Linked DNA regions of Homo sapiens: all the other regions are linked to region 1. A link is a loop called in an ENCODE intact Hi-C map of the cell type or tissue named here. Cell type or tissue: Calu3. All regions are shown on one strand. Region 1 overlaps LOC124903334 (a long non-coding RNA gene). Region 2 overlaps RAD51B (RAD51 paralog B). Region 3 overlaps RAD51B-AS1 (RAD51B antisense RNA 1).

What was found. Hi-C counts contacts between places; a loop is a spot of excess contacts. Peaks named below come from ENCODE experiments on the same cell type or tissue, not always from the same donor. Only the 100,000 strongest peaks of a DNase experiment are listed, where the experiment ranks them.
Region 2: a loop joins it to region 1, with 2.3 times the contacts of the local background. A loop is called at or near these places in 3 of 110 quality-filtered maps.
Region 3: it touches region 1 in a loop (2.3-fold over the local background); 2 of 110 quality-filtered maps call a loop at or near these places.

What each region holds. Positions count from the first base shown.
Region 1 is chr14:68,518,017-68,526,016 of GRCh38, forward strand. It overlaps LOC124903334 (a long non-coding RNA gene), which reads right to left. Exons shown (of 3, transcript XR_007064223.1): 2 at 4,599-8,000; 3 at 1-4,405. It also overlaps a transcript of RAD51B not described here. Among named protein-coding and RNA genes, the nearest start is that of RAD51B-AS1, 160 kb to the right of the region's middle. In Calu3, no CTCF peak of the experiment used is centred here; DNase peaks (open chromatin) are centred at 1,145 and 3,095.
Region 2 is chr14:68,374,163-68,382,162 of GRCh38, forward strand. All of the region lies in intron 8 of RAD51B (RAD51 paralog B), which reads left to right. Among named protein-coding and RNA genes, the nearest start is that of RAD51B-AS1, 310 kb to the right of the region's middle. RefSeq lists an enhancer at 1,878-4,896. In Calu3, no CTCF peak of the experiment used is centred here; a DNase peak (open chromatin) is centred at 3,439.
Region 3 is chr14:68,652,152-68,660,151 of GRCh38, forward strand. RAD51B-AS1 (RAD51B antisense RNA 1) reads right to left here. Exons shown (of 4, transcript XR_007064220.1): 3 at 407-517. It also overlaps a transcript of RAD51B not described here. Among named protein-coding and RNA genes, the nearest start is that of RAD51B-AS1, 29 kb to the right of the region's middle. RefSeq lists a silencer at 5,933-6,061. In Calu3, no CTCF peak of the experiment used is centred here; DNase peaks (open chromatin) are centred at 3,110 and 4,100.

The DNA.
Region 1 (8,000 bases):
GTGCCCTCAACTCCAGTCTAGAAGTGGGCAAAGTTCTCACGTTGGCAGTACCTGCAGTGTGGGACAAGAGAAGCAGCTGGCCCAGAAGGCAGCGTTTGTTCAAATGGTCATGGCACCTGTGAGCATTGTATTGCCGTGGAAGAGCTCAAGTCATTGCCTCTGCTAAAGTGCCTCTGAATTCCTACACAGTGAACTTAGAGCACAACAGGGCGGGAACATGGTTGTTTTCCATTCTTGTTCAGCTAGGCTTACACATCCTCTCACTCCCAAAAGGCAGAGTAGGCTTGCACCCCACACCTGACTGGGCTCAGCTCTTTGGCAAGTGATTGCGTAGCTGTTCTGCCTGTGACTGCAGGCCCCGGTCTGCAGGCGGGAAACAACAGGCAGTTGTGTCCTGAGCCCTGGGAACTGGAGATCTTTCCACATCTGTTCGCCTAGTCGGGGGGCGGGAGGAAATCACCAGAACCTTCAAACATGGGGCCAGAGCAGGGAGACAAAGGGGAAGCCTTAAGCCGATGGTGACCCCAGGTCATATGAGCCCCCCCCCCAGGCCTCCCCCATCCACTTTCATCCCCTCAGGTCCCCGACACTCAGCCTTTTCATCCTTCTCCAGGTCAGCAGGATCAGGTTAATGTGACTTGACCAGAAAGCTTATCAAATGAAGGCAGAGACAGGTGTTTGAAACCCCTTCCCTGCTGAAAGCTGGGTTGAACAAGGTTAGCAGCGTAGCTGAGGCCAACATCCTACACTAATTGCATTTTCTTTCTTGGAGCTCCTTCTCTTCCCCTTCTTTGTTCTCTGGCTTGGAACCCCTCAAGGTCTCCGAGAGCCAGTAACCAAAACAAACCATTCAAAAAACGAAGGATTTAGGGAAAAAAAATTAGGGGATGTGACATTCTGGACCAAACAGTGGCCCTTCTATGCCAGAGCCTAGGAACCAGCATTTGGAGGCATCCGGCCACTTCCACCCAGTGGGCATGCTGAAATCAGTTACTATGGGCTTATCAGAACTGATTGCACAAACCTTTTCCCAACTTCACAATCATGATGTCATATTTGTAGCTTGAGTTGACCAAGGTGGGAATATTTATACCACAGAAATCAGCAAGCTACAAACCAGGCTTTTCCACCTCCAGAGCCAGTTGTTAAACATTTACCGGCACACCAGTGCCTCCACTGTGGCTATTGTCACTCAAAGTATGATTCTCAGACCAATTACATAGGAATTTCCTAGAGATCAGAAATGAGGTGGGGCAGGAGGGTTGTTATTTAACATGCAGATTTCCTGGCCAACCTGAATTAACTGAATCAGATTCTCTGGAGGTAGAGCCTGGGGAAATGCTTTTTAGCAAGTCCCTGAGGTTATTAATAAATTCAATAAAGTTTGAGACTTCAGCCTTAGGGAATAGGAGAAAAGAGTGGGCGTGCATCTGACTCTTGGCATCTGGAAGGAACAGCTGGCTTCAGTCCCAGTTGGCCTAAGAATGGACAGCTGTTTTCTCTCGAGATAGAAACTTCATGACAGGAAAAGAGGTGGGAATTTTGGGGTCTCAGCTACCCACTGACAACACGACTGGTTCTGCCTTGGATCTCAGGATGAATCCATTTTCCAACTTGAGACTTTGACCCAAGACAGCATGAGCAAATGCCCAGATGTATGTAGAACGTGGAGAAAGTCACCGTCATTTGCACCATTGGTGGGACCAGTGGAGCCCAGGGAAAGCCCAGAGTCAGTTTTCTGTATTAGATTGCCCAGGACAGCATTTTTCTTTCAGATTTGTCTAGACATTTTCAGGATCTTTCCCAATCAGGCATGATTTTGTAAAGCAAAGACCTTGTTGACTTCATCCCACTGAGCTGGAAGAGAAGGTCTTCTAAGGCAGAAAGAAAAAGAGAAAAAAAGGAGAAGAGAGAACGTTTCTTTGCCTAGATGTAAAACAGAAAGTTCATAAGGAGCTTAACTCTGCTTTCGCCTTGTTTTGCACCTGCCTGAGGGAGTGGTTTAGACGGGGACAAGTAGTGTGAAAACAGAGCTAGTTAGTAAATGCAAGAGCTGGGGTTTGGACCCCAATTTTTACAGCCAAAACAAAACAAACAAACAAACAAACAAAGACCAATGCACTTTCCTCCTAAGCACAATGCAGTATTTTTTCCACATGCAGTTGGAACCCAGAGGAATCCTTAATGGGCAACTGGGGTAGTGACATAGGACATATATGCTCAAAGTACTGTGAATTCCTAAACCATCAGAGCCCCCATACCCTGGTGCAAATTCCAAAACATAATCCAAAGCCACATGTAAAACTTATGGGATTATAGGCAAGTAAATTATGAACTATTAGATTACTGGCTATTAGATTATCCACTGGAATGGATAACTGAGAGTCAACCATATTGATACATATCATTTAGGCACTCCCCATATTAGACAGTTAAGCTTGTAGCTGTTTGCTAAGTTCATGATCATGTGATCATTTCCTATACATTTGTTCTAACTGTTCAGGGCTTTAATTAAACATATAACTTCATCAAATAGGAGGAGGAAGAAACCAAATAGCTCCTCAGGAAAACAAGATATGAGCTCATATGTATTTTTTGCCAGGTTTCATGGCCTTTCTTTGTGCCCAGAAACTCTTCCTCACCCTAGGACCCATCTTCACTTTAATACTATCCATTCAACAAATACATAGTGAGGACCTACTGTGTGCCAGTTAGGGTGTGGGGAAGAACAGGAGACAAACCACCTGGTCTCATTCTCATGAATTTTACAGTCTATTGGGAAACAGGTATTACACAAGTCAATATGAAAATAAGTAAGTGATTATACATTGTCCTAAGGGCTGTGAAAGAAAAGTACAAGGTACAAAGAGAAACGTCAATAGTCCTGAAAGGTTGACTGCATCAAGAACATGTCCATGGAGACCAGGCTGATGGAGTTTTTGTTTGGATTGTTTTGGGTGGCAGGGGGTAGGGGTAAGGGCACATGGAGCGTTTTGTTTGAGGTACTTGAAAGGGAGATGTCAAGTAGGCAACTGAATATCCAAATCAAGAGAGTCTGTAGTGGAGTGGTGACTCAAGCCCGCACCTGGATGAGGTCATAGGGATGGAATGTCTGAGGAGAGGCAACAGCTGGGGCCTGCTCTCTGGGCCACCCATATGCAGAGCTCACGAAGGAGGCACTCCCAGAGAGGAGGGAGTCCCAGAAGCCATTTACAAAGGGTATTTTATGAGTGGGCAACGTGAAAGTACCAACATCAGAAAAGCACCTCAGGACCTCCAGGTCCTGACTCCCCACTCCTCCCTTCTCATGAGCCAGGCAGGCTGTCTGCAGGCCAGCCAGTGAATTGAACTGGGGCTCTCAGAGTCTGAACAGCTGGCCATGTCTTGGACAGTGCTTCATGACTCTAAGTTATTACTTTCTGTTCCTTTCCTAGTCCCTAACTCAGACCCAAGCTCTTTGCTCCCTGGAGTTTCTAAGTGTGTAGGTATTAGGAAGAGAGCAAATAAACCAGTTCACACAGATGTATGAATAATGTTTAACCAGCCAGTTCTCTTTGAGATATATTGTTGTAAAGAAGCAAAACTAAATGTCTAATCTGTGGAATTTCAGGCAACCTTATACGTTTCAGGTGGTGCCCTTGAGAGGGAAGACCTTTTGAGCTGGGGCTGCCACCCTGTTCCCTTCTAGCTTCCCTGCACTGTTCCTGCAGCAGCTTCTTTTCTTCCTCCATTTCTGAATCCCCAGAGTCTTGAAAACCTCCAGAATTTTCAGAGTGGTTCCTTTGGCACCAGTGGCCATGCATCTGACAATTACAGTAGCTAACATTTATATGTAATTGTTAGCCCCTCATATTAAACCTACATTAACCCTATGTTAAATGAAGTTAACCATAACATAGGGTTGCTGTGACTTCACAGCAAACTTCAGCCCTATGTTAACTGACTTCACAGCAACGCTATAAGGTTGGGTCGGTTACTCTTCTCTGGGTGAGGCTGTGGCTGGATGAGAGATGTTTGTTAGCTGCCTGTGGACACACAGCTGGCAGGCTGAAATTTGAAGCAGCGTCTTGCTCCCAGTCCACACTCAGGGCCGTGTGAGTGGGATGTGAGCCTGAGTCTGCCCTCCCTTGGGTTTGCTGTCCTGAGAGAACAAAAGCAAATCCGTGTTCTGGTTCTCTGAGATAGCTCTTACTAGACCTGGCTCAGTTTGACCCCTTTCTGCTGCTGGAAAGGAGGACAGTGCAGGTCAAAGCCCTGGTTGCTGATTACAGACAAGATGGGAGTCATGTGGGGTGTCAGCTTCTGTCTCCTGAGAGAGAAAACCGAAAAATGCTACCTGAATTTCCAGGATGAGGTTGAAGGCACAATCTTTTCAGGCCAAATCTCTTGGGCAGAATTGAAGAGACTGCAAAAAAAATATGGAAGTTACCCTCACCGTTTCTGGGATGTCTGAATTCCTCCCTCTCTGGAATGGAGCCGCTGGAAGGCTCCATAATCCTCCCTCTCCTGGCTCAGAGGCCCAGCTACACTTTCTAAAACAACCCAGAGCCATCTGATTTCAAGCATGTACCGGCTCGTGTGTGGAAGACAGTAATTACCTCCATTCCAGTTAGGAAAGCTGAAACCTGCCTTTTTCATGCCTCAAACAATTATCGAAGTGCCTTTTGAAGCTCTGGATAGAAGAGAAAAGCAAAACAAACCAAAGAGCCAATTAGAGCCTGGGATTTGAGGGTGGCTTAGTTTTGTGCAGTGGGACTTGGGAGGAACTGTGGGAGAGGGTCAGAGGTCACCCCAAACCTCCAGCTGCCAACCAACTTTGCCTGTGCCAAAAGAACATTATTTTGCATTGAAAATCAAGGCTCCTCTCCCTGACTCAGGAACAATTTGCAGGAACAACCTCTGCATCAGCTGTGAAGAGGGCTCCCTGATTAAATAAGGCCTGGAATGCATTTGATGTTGAACAAAACAGTTCTCTGACAGCTTTTCTTACTTGCCATTAGAATGCTTCCCCTTCAGCTGAAACTTGGTAAGATAAAGTGAATCCCCGGGGACCCTTTTGTTTTGGTGTACATATTTGAGGAATTTTTGTGGCCTGTGTTCCATTTGGAGTTAAGGTTCTTGGTCCCTGAAGTTCTTCCAGGCTTGGTGGTAGAAGCTGGCAATTCAGAGGCAGGCTGTGATGAGAGTAGAAAGCGGATACCAGGCATGAGGGCAGAGGAGAGCAAGTGGCCCTGCCCTGGGATGGGAAGCCTGAGGGCTTTTTTACAGTCCCCAAGGAGAGTTCCCTGACATTCAACACTGCCACAAGGCGCAGAGTGGAAAGTGGAGTTGGGGCATGGTGGGGTTGAAGCTGGATTAGAATGGACTTGGCCAAGATCTGTTCGTGATGTCTGGGGTGGCCTTTTGGATTAACAGGATTTGATTCACTGTGAAGGCAACGTAGCACTGTCTGGGAGGTTCCCTTTTGAGTTTGGGTGAGAATCAGGAAGACAGCCAGCACCAAAGAGCCCTGAGAGAACCCACTATGCCTTATTTACATCCCTAACCCAAACTGGATAGAGGAGCTTTCTCTTGGCCCTGGCATAAGTGCCCGGCTTTCCATCTGCCTATCATTTACCCCCTCAACAGTGGGCTTTGATGTCTACCCTCCACTACAAGAAAAAGCATTTGTAGGAATGCCTCTTGGTGTATGTGGGGGACTGCCCCTTAGTATAGGGAAAGTTGTCCTCCATACACAAAGGTTTTGTATCCTGCAAGTGCTGTATTTTCTATCTGTGTTTGGTTGAAAAAACAAAAACCTACATATAAGTAGACCCAGGCAGTTCAAGTCCATGTTGTTCAAGGGTCAAATGTATTCCTATAAAGCAAAACAAAGAAGCATATTGCTTAGGAATGTGTCTGTCGTGCTCAAAATGGAGTGAATATCAATGGTCTGGTGGCATCAAAATGGCCAGTTCTGTGACAGTAAAAGAGGTTTGTGTCTTATTTAATCTTTTGATAATAATAACAGCTATGGTGTATCACAGCTTTACCAAGTACCAGACACTGTTCTAAGGGCTTTGCATGGTTCACTCACTCCTTACGTCATCCCTCGGTGGCAGGTGCTGTAATTATCCTTATATTGCAGACAAGGACATTGAGACAGAGGTCAAGCCACCTTCCCAAGGGCACACATGGCATCTGCACTGCTCCTGACCGACCGACAGAGAGAGCTGCTGTCACGATCCTCAAATGAGCTATGCATGTCAAAAGTTTAAAAATAAAAAAGATAAAAACATGCACAAAATTTAAAAAGTAAACCATTTCAGGCTGGACAGACTGAAACTGAGAGATGGCCAGAGAAGAGTATGAAAGATAAATCTATGGACAGAGTAAACCCTGACTGGCTTGAAATTAGGGCCCTTACTCCTCCACACTCCTGACGGGTTGGTTCAAGACCAAGAAATAGAAGCACATTGTGAGTTCTACGCTGCTGCCCTGGGAAACACACAGGCTAAACACACCCACAGGCTCGAGCTGGCTTTGAAGTTGTGCCTAACAGATCCGAGATGCATGATGAAGGAATGTTCTGGATGCGTTCTTCTGAGATTTTAGAACTGAGTTAACTCACGTTCTCCTACAAACTGTCCCTTGTAGTCGCTGTTCAGAAGGATTCCAGGCTGCCTGTGTCAATGATTTGACCCCACAGGATGGTTCTTTTTTAGGTTCTGACAGGGAGCAGAAATGAGTTTTTTGACTCAAGAAGATGGACGTAGCTGTAGTTCTTTAAAAACCATTTATGTGATTTCCAGTGTTTTCTCTGAGGCAGGTCTCCAACGATTTCTCTCCAGCATGTGGCAGAGACCACCAGCTGCTTAGCAGGCCCTCAACTGGGCCAAGAATGTTCGTGATAGGGGTTTCCACCCTTTCCATCTGTGGCCTGTGATAGGCAGAGTAATGGCCTCCCAAAGACGTCCAAGTCCTGATCCTTTGAACCTGTGCATATGTTACATGGTGAGGGAGAATTAAGGAAGCAAAAAAGGTGCTAATCAGTTGGCTTTGGGATAGAAAGCTTGTCCTTGGCCAAGCATAATCACAAGGGTCCCAGTATGTGGAAGAGAGAGGCAGAAAACTCAATGTCAGTAAAGCGATGTAAGAAAGACTCAATGGGCCATTATCAGCTTTGGAGATGGAAGGGGCCATAAGCCGAGGACTGAGGGCCACCTCTAGAAGCTGGAAAAGGCAAGCAAATGGATGTTCCTCTAGAGCCTCTAGAAAGGAACATCGCCTTCCAGATGTCTTAATTTTAGCCCAGTGAGACCCATGTCAGACTTTTGGCCTCCAGAATTATAAGATAAATTTTCCTTGCTTTAAGCCATTCCATTAGTGGTAACTTTTACAACAGCAATAAGAAAGTAATTCAAAGTTATCTGGGTTTTCAACCCTCAGGTCATAGGACCTGGAGGACATTGTCCCATGAGCTGGGAAGTGAAAATCATGGTGGTCACCTTAGCATCCTTCCCACTGACCATCTGGGAATTCTCATGGTTCTCCTGGCTAAGCCCCACCTGCATATGAGCACTTCAGCCATCAGAGTTTCCCTGCAATGGGGTCTCTTCTTGACGAGTGATGTTCCATTTCTTAGCAGTGTTGCCAGGGCCTCTCCTTAGTGTGGTCCAGACATCCTATAGCATTACAACAAGCTGCTTTTCACACCCACACTCGCCCCAAATGCCAAACACTTCCAGCCAGCACAGGGTCTGGGGGATTTTTCTCCCCTTCCAGATAGCCAGCCACAACTTCAATGAGCTCCGGCATATGGAATTAGCATGATAGAACCATGACATGCCAAGTGCCGGGAGCCAACCTGAGCCATTCTTGGGTTTGAGAAGTTATCAACTGGGAAATACTTGTGATTTACAATTTTCTTCTGTCCTCCACCATTCCATCACATGAACATCCAAGTCAAACTCCTGAGCTGGGTTAAGAAATTGGAATTCCTGAGGCTCTGGTTCAGGTTC
Region 2 (8,000 bases), 140 kb before region 1:
TCTAAGCACCGTTGGAGCAGAGAGCAAGTCTGTTTTTAATCATTCTGATTTTCCTAGTGCCTAGGACAGGGTCTCACTCTGGCACATAATAGGTGCTCAGAAAAAAAATGATTGAATGAATAATGAGCAAATGTGCTGTAAGCTGAACTGGAATGCATTGAGTCTTGTGTTGTACTTCCTGGTATCTTCCAGTGGATGTCAACATGATATAATGAGAAGATTCTGAGAAGGAATCAGTGAAGGCATGCATGTTCCTGACTGTGAAACTTTTGCTCTTCTCAGAGCTATACAACCTAGGTGATAGACTTCCTTTTCTTTCATTGGGAAAACTGAGGCAAAGTTTCCTTGGCAAAGATTTTGCAAGTCAGTGGACAATTTGTGGCACAACTGAAATCTTGAGATTCTCACCTTTATAGCCCTAACCACTTAACAACCCTGTGGTCCTGGTGGGGTTATAGCTTTCCATAAATCTGGTACTTAATCATTTAAAGAGATGGCAATTTATCTTAAATACACGCCTCATTATAGATGTGTCACACTTAGCACAGATGGTCTCAGAAGTTTTTCCTGGCTTCCCATACCCTAACAGTATCTAGTATGTTAATGTCAATATTAGCTTTACTGTTTTAGGTAACTTTGGTATGCTTCTCATTAGCTGAAACCGTAAAGAGCTCAGTTTTACCTGCGCTGAGGGATCACTAAATTCCTATTGGCATCTGAATGCACAGTCCCATGTCGAAAGTGAGGTCATGTTTCTCCTGGATTATGCCCGTATCTGATGAGCCTCGGCTGGCGTGAATCCGAGACAATGAAATAATCACACCCATTAGCTCACCAGGGCCCTATTAAGATGTGGCCTGGCTTTCCATCCATTTCTCCTGCTTGGAAAAACTGACACAGTCATGGTTTGTAAAGGTTAGTGCAGATGGAACTGCTTCAACAACCAAAACTTAGCGTTACCCTATTTAAACTTGGGAAGGGTCTGCTGCTTAATCTTAAGAAATAGCACTTCAGGAGCCAGGGTGTGAGGATGTCCTTTAATCTCTTTGTATGTGATGGTAAAGCTGAATTTTCCTAACACCCTCCTTCCCCGCTCTCAGCTTCAGTGGCTGGGGTGGGTGAGGTGGGGGAGCTCTGGAGTTGTGGTTTCCATACTTTCTACTTTTTATTCTATTTTTCTTTAGAGATCCCAGGTTTTGAAGGCTTGAGTCTAGTAAACAAACTGTAATGGTTAAATCACGATTTTATTTTCTCGTTGACACCTAGTGTGTGTTATATGCAGCGTCCTCTGCCTCATGTCATTCTCCAATATGCTTTCTCAGGGCTACTTTCCCAGACCCTATGCCTTCTTATGGGTTGTAGCTAACAGTTACACTTCCAGAGTATGCCGTCCCTCACCCACAGAGCTCTTCTCACAACTGTAACTAACTGATTATTTGTGTAACTGTTTGCATGTTTAGGCTGTAAGGATGCAGACCATGTCTGTCTTGCTCACAGCTGTTTCTCTAGTGCCTAAGTCTTTGCTTGATACATAGTGGGCACTTGGTAAACATTTGTTGAATGCATTAATGAATCAGCTTATTTAATTCTAGTGAAAAATATAAAGAAATATCCCCCTTATATTGGCTTGGGGAGCCTTATTCTGGATATATTTGATAGGATTTTTGAAATGTTGTCAACAACTTGAATGAAAATCACCAAGTTTAAAATGAAGGTTCACTCTGGGCAGGAGAGAAGATGATGCTATTGGAGAAGGATTACACAAGAGGCTTCTGGAATATTGATAATATTCTATTTATTAAGCTGGAGGACTCCTAGGGACCCAGGGGCCTCAGACTTACTCCTGAACTGGAGGGACATGCCAAATAAGCCACCTGCTATTTATTTCACGCACACCCAAGGCAAAGCTGTTGGGGCCACTTAAGGATTTTGTAAAATGTGAGGGTGTTATTAAAGTAGGCTTATTATTTTACAGCTCTTATGATTGTTCACCTAACTACCTTGAACAATACTGCAAGTATTTTTCTCTGCTCACATATTTGGAGACATGCAGAGCCACTTCAAACAAACCATCCTGACTTCCCATTTGTATCTACGACCTCATGAACCCATCTCAACCCCCCAAACCACACACTGAAACTAAGCCAAATTAAAAACAAAAAACAACCCACCACCCAGCAGTATTTAGTTGAGCACCTACTGTTTGCTTTGTATTATAAGCTGTAATTACAACAGCTTGAGTCTTGTCCTCAGCTTCCTGAAATCTCCCAGTGGATGGCATCATGGAAGAATGAGAAAGTTATCCAAGAATGAATGGTCTGATGTCAAGGAAGCTTTTCAGCCTTTCCTAATGGTCTGATGCCCTCTGTGTGGGTTACAATCTTTGGAAGTATAAGATTTCTTGTAAAAGTCACAGCACCTGCCAACATAGTTGGGCAGGGACCCAAGTGGGGTGACTTGTACCGCATTCCTCCCTGGTATTCAGAGACCACATAGTACCAGAAGCTTGCTAGGCCCAGCTCCTGGGGACTGTCAGAGGAACAGGCCCAGGCAGTCTTCTCCTCAGATTGCAATCAAAAGTTGCTTGATAAATCAGTAAGATTGAAAATATTCTTGGCAGTTTACATAGGCAATGGTAAGAACATGTTTTTTTGTAGTTACAATGAGTACATTATACAAGGGCCGGAAGTGACCAAAATCATTGATTGGCTAATTAGACATAACTGAAGGGTCATAATGCTTCAGTCGTTATGTGGGAATATTCATAAAGCACTTGAGTTCAGCTCCAATAAAGAGGAGAAATGTACCCAGGGAAATTGCAGAGTAAAAGTCTGGGAATGTAGATAGTATAGGATGTTACAGGTCTGAAATGGAAGGGTTTACTATATTATTGAGTTTTGCAAACAGATTCTTGGAAAACAGATTCCTCAAGTCTTTCCCAGCTTTCAGATGGGATATGAAACTAGAGGCTTTAGCCTTTACTTGTGGTTGTCTAAAAATCCACCCTATTTTTCTTAGGAAGGGAAGCAGTTGCCTTAACACCCTGGCCAGATTCCCAACATGTACAGGGTGGCCCATTTAAAACAGGCCTGTGGATGCTTCAGAGTGAGCGAAGGGGTTTGTTGTAAAGCACCATGTGTATGTGGGTGTTTAATGAATATGAGCTGATTAAATTGGCCACCCTGAATTATAACCTCATACCTTCTCTAGTTCCTCTCCAGTTTTTAGCTCAGGACCATATTCTTCCTACTTTCTGCTCAAACTTGTTAGGGAGAAACGTTCCCACTATTAAAACTGCCAGTGTTTTCCACCCAGTGTTTCTTTGTTTCAACGATGAGCAGAAGAATCCAGCCTTGGAAATACCTTTCTTTCAAATTGCTTGTCCAGCTGCAATGACGTCTGCATCAGCCACACCCACATCACTTCCCCTTCGAACCTTCTCGCCTCCATCTGCTTCCCTGTCTCTGGTGTAGGACAATACCAGTATCTGTCTGGAGCAGATAGTGAACTCTGCCACAAACAGAGGAGGGCTTGTGTGAAGAAGGAAAAAGCTCTGCTTTCGAAATCAAGCAGCCTGGGCTTGTGCCCCGTTTTTGCTAATAGCCATCTGTGTGGCTTAGGGAGTCACTGTCTTCACAGGCCCGAGTTCCTTCATCTGTAAAGGGAAGGAGCGAGACAAAATCAGCACTTCTCAAATTGGGAGCTGTAGATTCTTGAGGTCTGCAAGTTTAATGAGATTTTAAACTTTTTATGAAGTTTTTTTTTAAATCATAAAGACAATACTTTGCAATTAAAAGTCATTTAAAAAAATAAGTCTTAAGTTTGTTAAGCTGGTCATTCTGAAACTTAATCTTAGGTCTCCTAGAGATTTTTTAACAGTTTTGCAAGTCTCAATTTTTCCCCTTTAAAAGGACTCCACATATCACTCCAGTTTGAGAAACACTGAACTCTTTTCATCTACTCAGAAACTGAATCTAGCGGTAGGATAAAACATTAGCTTTAACTTTCTTATCCTTACCCTACTCAACCTAATTACTTTTGGCCCACTTCAATATGTTTAAGTCTTTTAGCACATGGGCTCCTTTTGTTTTCATAACTGAAGTATTTCCTGTTTTCAATCACTATATGTTAAATTATAAAAAGCATGTTTCTCCCAATAGCTCTTTCCCTTTCCCTTTAAGACTCAGATCATTTAATTTATTAGTGCCCAACCTGGTTAATTGAGACCACCTTCCTCTATTAATGTTTCTTTGTTGGTTGAAGTGAAGAGATATATGGTCTGTTCCCTAAGTACCCATGAAGGATTGGTTCAAGGACTCAGCCCCATACTAAAATCTTCAGATGCCCAAGTCCCTTATATAAAATCACATAATGTTTGCATATAACCTATGCACATCCTCCCATATACTTTAATCTCTAGATTACTTATAATACCTCATACAATGTAAATGCTATTTAAATAGTTATCATGCTGTATTTTAAATTTGTATTATTTTTATTGTTATATTGTTATTTTTCATTGCTTTTTTTTTTTCAAATATTTTCAATCCACATTGGTTGAATCTACAGATGGGGAAACCCTAGATATGGAGGGCTGACTATACTGCTTTTATCTGTGATCTCAAGATTGAATACTCACAGTAGTTTATGTATGCATTCTGCTTTCATAATTTGCAGAATGCTCTCATATACATTATCTCTTGATTTTCACTGCAGTCTTGTCTAATAAATGATGTAGGTAGCATGATCCCCATTTTACAGATGAGACACTCAGGCCCAGAAATTTTGCTTCATATCTTCTGATTCAGTCTACTTGTTCTCCCAACAATGCTTCTTCATCCAATTACAGCAACAAATACATACTAGGTACCTGTTATTTGCCATATGTGCTGCTTTATTGTTACTTGTTCCGGGAAATAACAAGTGGAGCTTCTCATTCAAGGATAAACTGATATTGCCAGGCCTTGCTCAGTCTGACATAAGTCTCATGCCATTATTTACTAAAATAGCTAGCTACTCTCACCCAGTCCGGTTCCTGGTACATAAAGGAACTCAATAAATATTTATTGGATGATTGAGTGAATGAATAAATCTAAAATAAATTATATCATTAATTAAAATTTATATATTGGAGATAATTTTTGCTAATAGATTTTTGCCAACATTTTTTCAGATTCCAAGTCAATAGGATTTACTCAGAGACTGCCAAGTGCTTTAAGGGGAAAACAGAGGGACTGCTGGGAGAAGGGGGTGCACTGGTAGACAAGTAGAGGAAATCCCCTTTCTGGCTTCATCCATCTTCCTGTCTATGATCGGTGTCCTAGGCCTTAGAGTGGACATGGAGAATGGTATCACTTTGTCTGCCTGCAGTTAACCAAAATACTTACTCCCACCATAGGGAGAAGAGAGGAATGACAGAGGTATGTGAAGATTAAGTAGAAAGACCGACAAATGTAATCACATTGGAAGGTAGAATGGAGGGTAGAAAAGTTGGTGGGAAGACAATTTCTGTGGTCAGGATACATCTGAATGGAAAGGGGAGAGAGATTTTGTCCATTCCTCCCATAGTATGGTTTGGCTACTTTCCCTCTACTTCCCAAGAGAATTATTAGTGACCAGGGACATCACATTTTAATCAAGGCAACTGTTGCTGGGCTGGTAAGCAAGGCTCCCATGGGTGTGGTGAAGTTAGCAGGGTGAAGAGTGAGGCTGCTAGTCACAAAGGGATCCACTCACCCTCTTCCGCTGTTGGCGGCTGCTGTGGTATCTATAAACATAGAGTGTGTACTCACATACTCATAAATGCTAGTTATTGTCATACGATTGCATTGTGTATAAAAGTAGATTGCCTGGAAAAAATGATTCCACTTCATTTTTATATACACATTGTTCCTGGAACCACTTCCTGAAATCCCAGGCTTTTATTTTGCTGTCATTCTCTTAAATTGCCTCTTTCTCAAAGCATCCGGGTTCTGGAGATGTTCTCGTGCTTAAAGTGTGTTTCTAAGTAGCTTCTGGGAACCACGTAAAATTGTCTGGCTCCACTTGACCAATGAGGAGCTTACTTTTCCTCCCAATTATTCCTCTCTGACAGAGGCCGTTGGTCATCTTGAAAAGCTAAGAATGTTAGATGGGACCAAAGTAAAATTGCAAAGCCTATTCACCCAGCCAAACTGAAACACACCTGATTAACTGACCACACACATGGTCTCAGAATGACATCTCACTTGGGGAGTAAAAGCCAACAGTTGTGGTTAGTGCCCCAGCAGGCCCCAGATGGTTAGAGTTAATATACACCTATGTTTTCTGCCAGGTAGTTTTCATCAGTTTCCTCAGGATGTCAGTGTGTGTGTATAATTAAGAGTATTTAATCATATTATAATTCCCCACAGAGAGATGGAGTGGGGGATGAAGGATCGCTGGCTTTTACAGTCTCAGCAAGAGTCATCAGTGGAAAAAAATAAAAACAGAAAAATGCCAAGTCTCTGGGCTGTGCCTGTGCCATAACTCACTCAGAAGTCTGGCTGGCACCACTACCTCAGTGTCATTTCAGTGAAGATGTAATCCCAAATCTTTTGTTGCAATCTTAGGGTTCTCACTATTTTAACATTAGCTTAGAACATGTGGATTGCAAAGGAAAACTGTGTTCTAATTCCCTGTTCATCAAGGCTGTGATTTGTGTACACCCACATAAGGCAACCTTCAGTTTATAAGACTGATGACTTCAGTCTTGTAAAAATAAATGAGATGGGCACTTCAAATATTTTAAGTTAGATCAATCAGTAGGGTGAGCACAGTTTAATTGGCATCTATTGATACATTTCTAAATTAAAAGAGCAGAATATAGAGCCATGAATCTTAGCCATGAAATCATGTTCACATTTATTACAAATCCATAATTCTTTCCTATTTCCCCATATATCCTGTTTTCTTTGTCCTGTCAATTGTCAAATTTAGCTGCTGGAAATGATCTCTTATTTTGGATTAGGAAACCAAGTCCTAATGACCGTAAGTGACTTTTCAGAGTCACACAGCTAGTTAGCTAGTTAGAATCTGACTCACCAGAATTCCAGTCTTTCTACTTTGCCAGATAGTCTTTACTGGGAAATACTTTTTTACCTATTTCTTAGAAGAATTTACTTATGTGAGCTTCACTTAAAGCAATATTGGTCTATTTCCTAGTTCCCTTAAACTGATCATGGTGCATTTCTGTTAAAAAAGCCATAGAGTTGGCCGGGCACGGTGGCTCACACCTGTAATCCCAGCACTTTGGGAGGCCGAGGCAGGCAGATCACAAGGTCAGGAGATCGAGACCATCCTGGCCAACATGGTGAAACCCCGTCTCTACTAAAAATACAAAAAAATTAACCAGGCATGGTGGCGGGCGCCTTTAGTCCCAGCTACTCGGGAGGCTGAGGCAGGAGAATGGCGTGAACCCAGGAGGCAGAGCTTGCAGTGAGCCGAGTTTGCGCCACTGCACTCCAGCCTGCTCAGGCGACAGAGCAAGACTCCGTCTCAAAATAAATAAATAAATAAAAAGCCATAGAGTTTCTTTATAATTAGGTTCTAACACTACTTCTTCCTATTAGTCAATAACAGTGCCACAATAAGTGGATTGGGTTAAAATGAAAATCACCAATTGAGTCTCTACCCAAAACCCCTTCCAGTTGCTCTTATTTAGGAGGAAACAGCTTCTGCTCAGTTTCTGTCCACTCACAAGACCTCTCCTGCATGGAACCCTGTCCACAGTTTCTATCACTCCACCTGTGCTTACTTCAGATTATCTCTGAAACAATCAGATGTAATGGCCAGTGGATGCAAAATACATATAAAGTAAGATTTGGGATTAGGAGGCTCAAGGGGGATGGATATGTAGAGAAAAGACCTAGGAAGAACAAGAACAGGGACTGGCAGAAAACACATTCTGAGACAAAGGCCATTTATTTAGCTCTGGCCAGTTGGTTTATCTAGCCTGACATTTCTCAACCTGGGCGCTATTG
Region 3 (8,000 bases), 130 kb after region 1:
AACTTCACATTTTCCTTTCTTCCCCCCTTGCACAAATTATTGCAAGTCATGGCGATCTAAATATAGCCCGCAGTCTGCGCTCCAGATGCCGAGGCCACGCAGCCCCGATATTCTCCTGGTGTCTTTCCAGCCGCCTCTTGCTCTTGCTGTCCTTTCTCCTTGCTCGCCCTTGTTTTCTCCCTGATACTCCTACTCTCTGCCTCCCAGTCTCCCCAGGTCTTTCCTGTTTTTCCAGTTCAAAGGAAAGTTCTAAAAGCAAGGCCTGAAGCCTGGACGGCCCCCTCCCCAGCCCTCCAACAGCACTAGCTGTGGGAAAGGGATCCCGTCTAGAGAAGAGGCAGAGGTGCAGCATCCTCTAGGACCCTCGGCCATGCGTGCTGTGCGTTCTTGCCCAACCTTCACTTACTCGCTTTGTCCAGAAGTTGTTTATCCTCCTTCCTCCTCATCTGTTTCTTCTTGGATCCTGGACGCCAAAGAGTGACTGGCCACTCCTTCCATTCAATCACCTCCTGTGTTACTGGAAAATATGTTAGGACACCCTCCAAGTCATTACTTTCTTGAAGTTAAATGATATCAATTCCTTTTGCCTCCCTTCCATGGGCCTAGGTATCCAGAGCTTTCATCATCTGCATGGATTGTCTCTGTACCATCTCCAAGTTGGCCATATCCCCTGTAGGAAGTAGGGCCAGGCCTTGAGTCCTCTGTCCTGCTAAGGGTTTGACATCTGCTTTGTGAGCATAGGGGAGCAATTTACTGATACTTCTTAATCACAGGCCCCTAATTTAAAAAGAAGTGCTACAGTAATGATGTGTGTTCATACCTAACTTGAGGTCCACTCTGATAATAGGCTGGTCCTTTTCTTCACTGAAAGCAAAGCATTTGATTCACACGCATGTTTTATTCTATCCTTGTCAATATGCTTGTTCACTCACTATTAGTCAACTTTCTTAAGTTCTAACTTGGTGGGCTCACGGTGACCCACATCCCACAGGTGGAGAGTATATAACTATTAAGTCAGTCTGCTCATTTATTTATTCAAAAAGCAGTTATTGAAAGCTGGGTGCCTCGGTGCATGCCTGTAGTTTCAGCTACTCAGGAGGCTGAGACTGGAGGATGCCTGGAGGCCAGGGGTTGGAGACTGTAGCGTACTATGAGCATGACTGGGAATAGCGCACTATGAGCATGGCACCCCAGCCTGGGCAACATAGCAAGACCCTGTCTTTCAAAAAAACAAAGCCAAAAAACAGTTACAGGATACCTCTTTAGACCTAGCCGTGGATATACAAATAAGAATTTGCCTCAAGAGATACACAGACTAGTCCAGGGTTTCTCAACCTCCGTACAACTCACATCTGGGGCCACATAATTGTGTGGATGGCCCTGTGTATTGTAGGATGTCTAGAAGCATCCCTGGCCTCCACCCACAAGATGCCAGTAGCACCACCCCACACACAAATTGTGACAACCAAAAATGTCTCCAGCCATTGCCAAATGTCTCCTGGAGCCAAAATCACCCCAATTTGAGAACCACTGGTCTGATGAGATAGATAGATATGCAAATGATCATTACGGCTCAAAGAAGCCCTACCATGGAGACACGAACACAGGCCCATGCACAGAGGGCACTGGAGTTGAATTCTGAAGGATGGGTGCAATTTTTCCACGTAGAGACTATGCTGGAGAGAGGATATTCTTGGCAGAGAAACAGCATGTGCAAAGGCACAGGGGTACCACAGAACAAGTCAGTTGCCTGACATGGCAGCTACTGGGTAGGAACAAAAGGAGATGAGGATGAATGGGGGCTGGCCCCAGTGTCTAAAGGGCCTTGTGTGACTGGGATGCTTGCACTTGATCCTGAGGTTAGGGAAAGCAAGAAGGTTTGTAAGCTGGGAGCATGATTGTTGGCATGATGGCATGACGAAGAGAGGAAGCTCTGATGACACTCCAGGAAGAGATGATGTGGGCTTGAATGAAGGCATTGGTGCTTGGGAAGGGAACAGAAGGGGCAGGATTTGAAAGCTCTTTCTGAGGCAGAACGTGCAGGATATCTGAGTGGAGATGAAGACAGGGAATAAGCCCAGCGCTACAGAGCTGATGGAATCCTGGTGGTTCGGTCTTGGCATTAAGGCTTTTTTCTATCCCAGAAGCATTCTGGAGTTTGGGCTGTGCCCACCTTGTCTGGGAAGATGAGGCTGTGGGGACACCTTTACGTCAGGGTGTGTTTCTGCTCATCCCTCCTTGTTTGCTTTTAGATCAGGCTCATGGGAGATGTCTGGTGGACAGAACCCCCCACCCCCTTTAGGAATTGCATTAAGGACATGAGCTGCTAATTTTGTCGCTGTCAGTGCCTGGCAGGCAGATGGCCCTGAGCCTCAGTTTCTCCATTTGTGATGGGAAGAGAACTCCCCGCCCCATCTCCCAGGATGTGGTGCGTGTGAACAGGGCTGTTTCTGTGGGTGGTTTAGACCCCCGTGGGTGCTTGGCACTTCCTGCCTGCAGTTGGTGAGGATCGTGAGCAGTTGTAATCAGGCCTGATAGGAAGGCCCCCAACTCTACCGCGGCCTTGAGTGGCTGCCAGCTCCATGACCAGGCCTGCTTCAAAACTTGCCTGCAAGTTATTTTTTTCAGGGTGTCTGGTTCCTGTAAACAGGCTTTCCCAAACCCTCTCAGGCTCCAAGAACCCGCTTTGGCTGTGCATCCCACTGCCGTTCATGCTCCCCAGCCCAATGGAAAACCTCAAGACAATCCCACTCCATTTGGCTTCATGCAAGCCCTCCCCTCCAGCTCCCTCCCCCCCTGCCTTCCCAGGTAAGTTAGAGTGAAAGGAGGGAGTAGGAGGCTGGGATGGAGACACCTTAGAGAGAGGCTGGCCCCACCAGGCAGTCATGATGGTCTCAGGCCTGCTATGTAACACCTTTCCCCAGCACACCTACACTGGGTGGGCTAGGTGAGTGGGTTGTGCCAGGAGGCAAATGGTGAGTGTGTGTGTGTGTGTGTGTGTATGTGTGTGCGCCAGCTAGCTGCCCCCACTCTCAGGAGCCCGGTGCTGATGGTGATCTCTCTCTCTCTCAATGCAGGAACAAGGGGCTGCATTGTTAGCTAGCCTATCTCTTGGTTTCTGATTCACCCCGGGCCACGGCAGCCTGAGCAGGTTCACAGCTGCTCAGGGTTATACTTTCCAGCACATTTAGGACTTGGAACAGCCCCAGGTTTCAGGAACACATGGTGATGGGGGAGGGGAGGGGCTCAAATAGACGGGGTGTGGGGGAAGCGAGCTACTTCTTTCTTTCTTCAAGATGAATCTCCATTTTCATCATCTGATAGCAGGAACAGCATCTGAGGACGGCGGATGAATTGCAAACCTGCTCAGGTCGGGGGAGAGGGCAGGCGTGTGGGGGAGATGGGCAGATTTAGTTCATCCTGGCTGAGGTCTTCTTGTGCAGCCGTGTACCCTCTGACACACAGCTCTTGCTCCAGTTACAGCCTCTGCACAGCCAGGGCCTGCCAGGGACGCCCACCCGCGGGGCACTCTGGCATACATCTCGGAAGTCAGCCCCCAGAGTGGGCCTCTGGCTTCCAGCAGCCATGGCCAAGAGGGCAGGGAGGAGCTGGAAACCGGCCCTAAGAGGTGGGACGTGAGGAACACCAGCTTCCATCTTACAGATCGGCGGGGTCTTTTCTCTCTGTTGCTAGTGGCTGGCTAAGGAGGAAATCGAGACTATAATTTCCCAGCCTCTACCATCTCCCTATTTTCTCTGAGACAAGTAACTGCCTCACAGCAGACAGGAACCAGGTGACACTGCTGTCCCAAGCATTCTGCCCACATTCAACCACAGCCATTCATCCATCCATCTGATATCTGCTGAGGGCCTTCTAAGAGCCAGGCATGGTCCAGGTGCTGGCTTTTAGCAAGGAGCAGAACACAGTCCCTGTCCTGCAGGAGCCAGGAGAACCCACAGGAATGGCAGGCATTGACAGCACCATGTACAAGGGGCTCGGGCTGGGCAAAACCAGATTTGAGCACTGTCAGTGACTTTGAAAAGCCTGGACCCTGCTCACCTGGCAGCAGGCAGCCTCCTCCTCTGCTGCCATCTAGCTGGACAATCTGGGGCAGGGTTCTCTTGAGCCTGGTCATCTCAGCCCACCCACAGAGATGACTATAGGTATCCTGCCTACCTCCTAGGGCAGCTGAGAAACTCAAGTAAGATTTGTGCACAGAATCCCAAAATATAAAACCTTTGTCCAGCTCTCAGATTCTTCTCCCCCTTTTCTCAATGGGGTAACTGAGGACTGAGGCCTAACATGCAGGAGCCTGTATCAGAACAGGGAGGCTGCTGTGTGCTGCCAGAGATTGCCACCCCTCCCAGCCTCTCTGGGCAGTACTACACAGAGCTGGCCTCTGTGAGGGGTGCAGAGCAGCTCCGGGACTCCCACACAGAGCCCCTTTCTCCTGCGCTCTGGCCCAGAGCTCGCTCTCAGGGTCCTATAATTGAAAAGGCGACCGCAGGCCGGCAGTGTGACCTTTGGGCCTGCCTGGGCGGGTGACTGAGTTAGGCCCCCAGGTCCCCCACCCCTGAGAGGACCAGCCAGGCCCCAATTTTTCACAGACACAGCAAGGAAGGTGCAGCATGGCAGAGAGGACCGGGCTGAGCTCCTGGCTCCCAGCCCCCATGGGTCACTTGTCCCCTCTGCTCCACACTGTTCCCATTCACTATGCGGGATCAAGAACTACCACCCTCTCTTTGAGGATAGACAGGGAGAGAGGACAGGGTGTATGTCAGAGACTAGATGAGTTTGCAGCTGAATAAAAGGGTTTAAGCAGCCTGGTTAAAACAGGAAAGAGCCTCAGTACAACCTAGTCATAGTGCTGCCTTTGACTTTCTACATAGAAGTTTCTACAAAGATGGAATGTTCTAGAGTTGCACTGTCCAGTAGGACAGCCACTAGCCATATGTGACTATTGAGCACTGAGATGGAGCTGGTGTGACTGAGAAACAGAACCTTTACCTAAGTTTAAATAGCCACATGTGGCTAGTGATATCCATATTGGACATTGTAGGTCTCGCGGTGGGGGGAATGCTGAGGCTTTGGAGCCACAGAGATCTAGGTTCAAATCCTGACGCTGCAGCTGAAACTTAGCACTTCATGGCTAGGGCATGCTGCTTGACCTCTTGAGACTCAGTTTCCCCGTCATTTAACAAAATTTTTTTGTAAAGACAGGATCTCGCTATATTGCCCAGACTGGTCTCGACCTCCAGGCTTCAAGTAATCCTCCCACCTTGGCTTCCCAAAGTGCTGGGATTACAGGTGTGAGCCACTGCACCAGCCTCCCCATCATTAAATGTAGAGCTGAATAATATACTAAGTGAGCCTGGTGGGGGGCCAAGGCCCAGGGTCCAGCTCATAGGAGCTGATAGTCCATCTATTAGGACTGCTGCCTCGGCCCCTGCAGAGATCAGTCTGGTGGCTTCAGGCATCTGTGTCTAGGAGGGCTAGATTGATCCAGGCTTTTTCTTCCTATGTGTGTACTGAAGGAAGCCTGCAGGCAGGAAAAGGTTGTTTCTCCTTAGTGTGTGGAGGATTTGACAGAGCAGGTCCAGAAGTGCCAGGACAGGTTGTCAGGCTTGGACCTTCTGCTCTGTGCTCATCAGCTTCATGCTTCATAAACAGACATCCCTAGATTCATTTGGTGAGCCTGGTGGACCCAGGCTGGACAAAGATGGGATAAGAGGACATCTCCTGCCCTGGAGCTCAGCTGCCAGCTGTTTTCCTCCTAAGCTGCTGCCCATGAGCTGACTTTCTTCCTCCTACACCTGAATCAGAACTTACCTGTCCCACCTGGTAAAAATCTGCTCATTATTTGCCTGAGTGACAGCTCCTTGCCTTGGCCCAGGCACTGAGGTCTTCCTAAGATCTGGCCCTGCCCTTGCCAAGAAGCGCATCGCCACTGCACAACTCCGACAGGAGCACCAGGGACCATGAAAAAGAGGGAGCTCTGGGCTGGGTTGGCAGGTGAGATGGGGTGGGGAGAGCTCCCCAGCTGCTCTCTGAGGACAGCCACGTCCCTGGCCTTGCTCTGTGGGAGCCTCTGAGCCAGCCACCCTGGAAACCTTGGTGCTACCAGTGCCATGTCAGTGGGGGCTGCCCGGACCGAGAATCTGGGGCTCAGGACACTCAGCCCTGGGCAGCACTGACAGACCTGTCCTCATGGTGCATGGCAACAGGGGCTCATTCAGATGATGAGGGCCACTGGCCCGTGCCCCCTGGTGACAATGGCCAGGCAGGAGAGCTGGCAAGTGCCAGGGCAGCCAAGAGTCACAGAGGAAAACAGCCGTCATAGTGCCAAGGATAGTGAAGCTTGGTTTCCCCATCACCCCTTCATCTCATCTGCACCAAGTGTAATCACTCAGCCCTACTTCACAATCCCTCTACAAGGAATAGGACGGAATGAACTACACTCCATCCACAGAGGGAAACATGGAGGTTCAGTCACCTACAGAAAGTCACCTAGAGACTCTGCCTCAGGGTTCTCCCTGCCTTCTGCCCCACACCCCACCAGATCATCATCATCCTCGTCCTCCTGATCATCAACACCATTGTCATCACCATTTATTAAGTGCCTGATTTTGTGTGGAGCATGCATTGTTACATCATTTCATCCTCACTACAACTCTGTGAAGCAGGTATATTTATCCCCAGTTTACAAAGGGAGAAACTGAGGACCCAAGAAGTTATTAACTTGTCTAAAGCCACACAGCTCCCTGGAGTAAGAGAGAGGCTGTACAGCCCAGGATGTCACTCCCTGCACAGCACAACCACTCAGGAGAGAGGGGCGGGAGGGAGGAAAGGCTGGCGGGATGGTCTCTCCTCCATAACATGCCACCAAGCCCAAGACAAAGGTCTGCTGCTGGCAAGGGTGACCGTGTGGCCTGGAGGGAGGGCAGAGAGTGGACAGCGCTGGGGGAAAGCCCTGCAGAAGCATGCTAATCTGCACCCCTCCTCTCCACCCACGGAGCCTTTTCCTCCAGGCCAGCCTGTTCCACAGGAAAAACAATCTCCCCTGCCTGGGGACGTGAGGCCCTGGGGCCGGCTGGGCCACCTTCTGGTCTGTCTTCATTCAGATCCCATTTCTCTCCTCTCTGGAAGCTGGGGGAGGGAGTCACGCTGGGGAAGGCGAGGATGAGGCTAAAGTCTTCATCTGTCCCCCTTTAAGCCAAGCAAAGAAAAATAGCCCTTTGCCAAGATCTTTCATCTCAGTCATTTACTCTCGCAGATGTTTTCTGCAATATAAACAAGAAGCAAAGAATGTTGGGGAGGAGAAGAGGGCGGGAGGCGGGTAGGAGGGAAAGGAGGAGTGAATTGACAGCTTTGAAATCTGGGCCTGCAGAGGGCAGGAAACAGGACCTTGGGAGGGTCCCGACTGCCCTGAGAGCCTGGGCAACCTCAGGACACTGCACCGGGGCAAGCCAAGGGTCGCTTCCCAGGGTGTCTTTGAAAGGAGATTCTGGAGAGGCAGCCCAGCCCTTGAGTGGGTGGTCTCCCCAGACGCCCTCCCTCTGCCTGGGAAGCGACACATGGACGGCAGCTGCTGGGGCCCTATGGGCCCAATCTGGAGCCATGCCCTGCCAGGGAACACACCTGCCCACCTTAGCACTCCCCAAAAGTTCTGGGGCAAGGACGCTCAGCCTGCTGCCAATGGAGGCATCAGTAGGACTGACAAGAGATGCTGACACCTGCAATGGGCATTAGGGTGCATGCGGGGGAAAGAATCTTGAGCTGGTGGGGGTTGGCACCTCCTACAGTGGGTCAAGAAATAAACCAAGGAAATCAGGTGTCTCTGAGTTCACTGTTCTGTGAGATTCCTATTGATGTCAGTAGCTTTTAAACGAATAAGCCATGGATTACGAACTCAAATGCCAATGGGGGCTGGCAGTAACCCACAGGAGCAAAGCCAGGTGAGCACTGCCCTGACTTGAAGAAGGCTGGCCCATCTAAAGGGG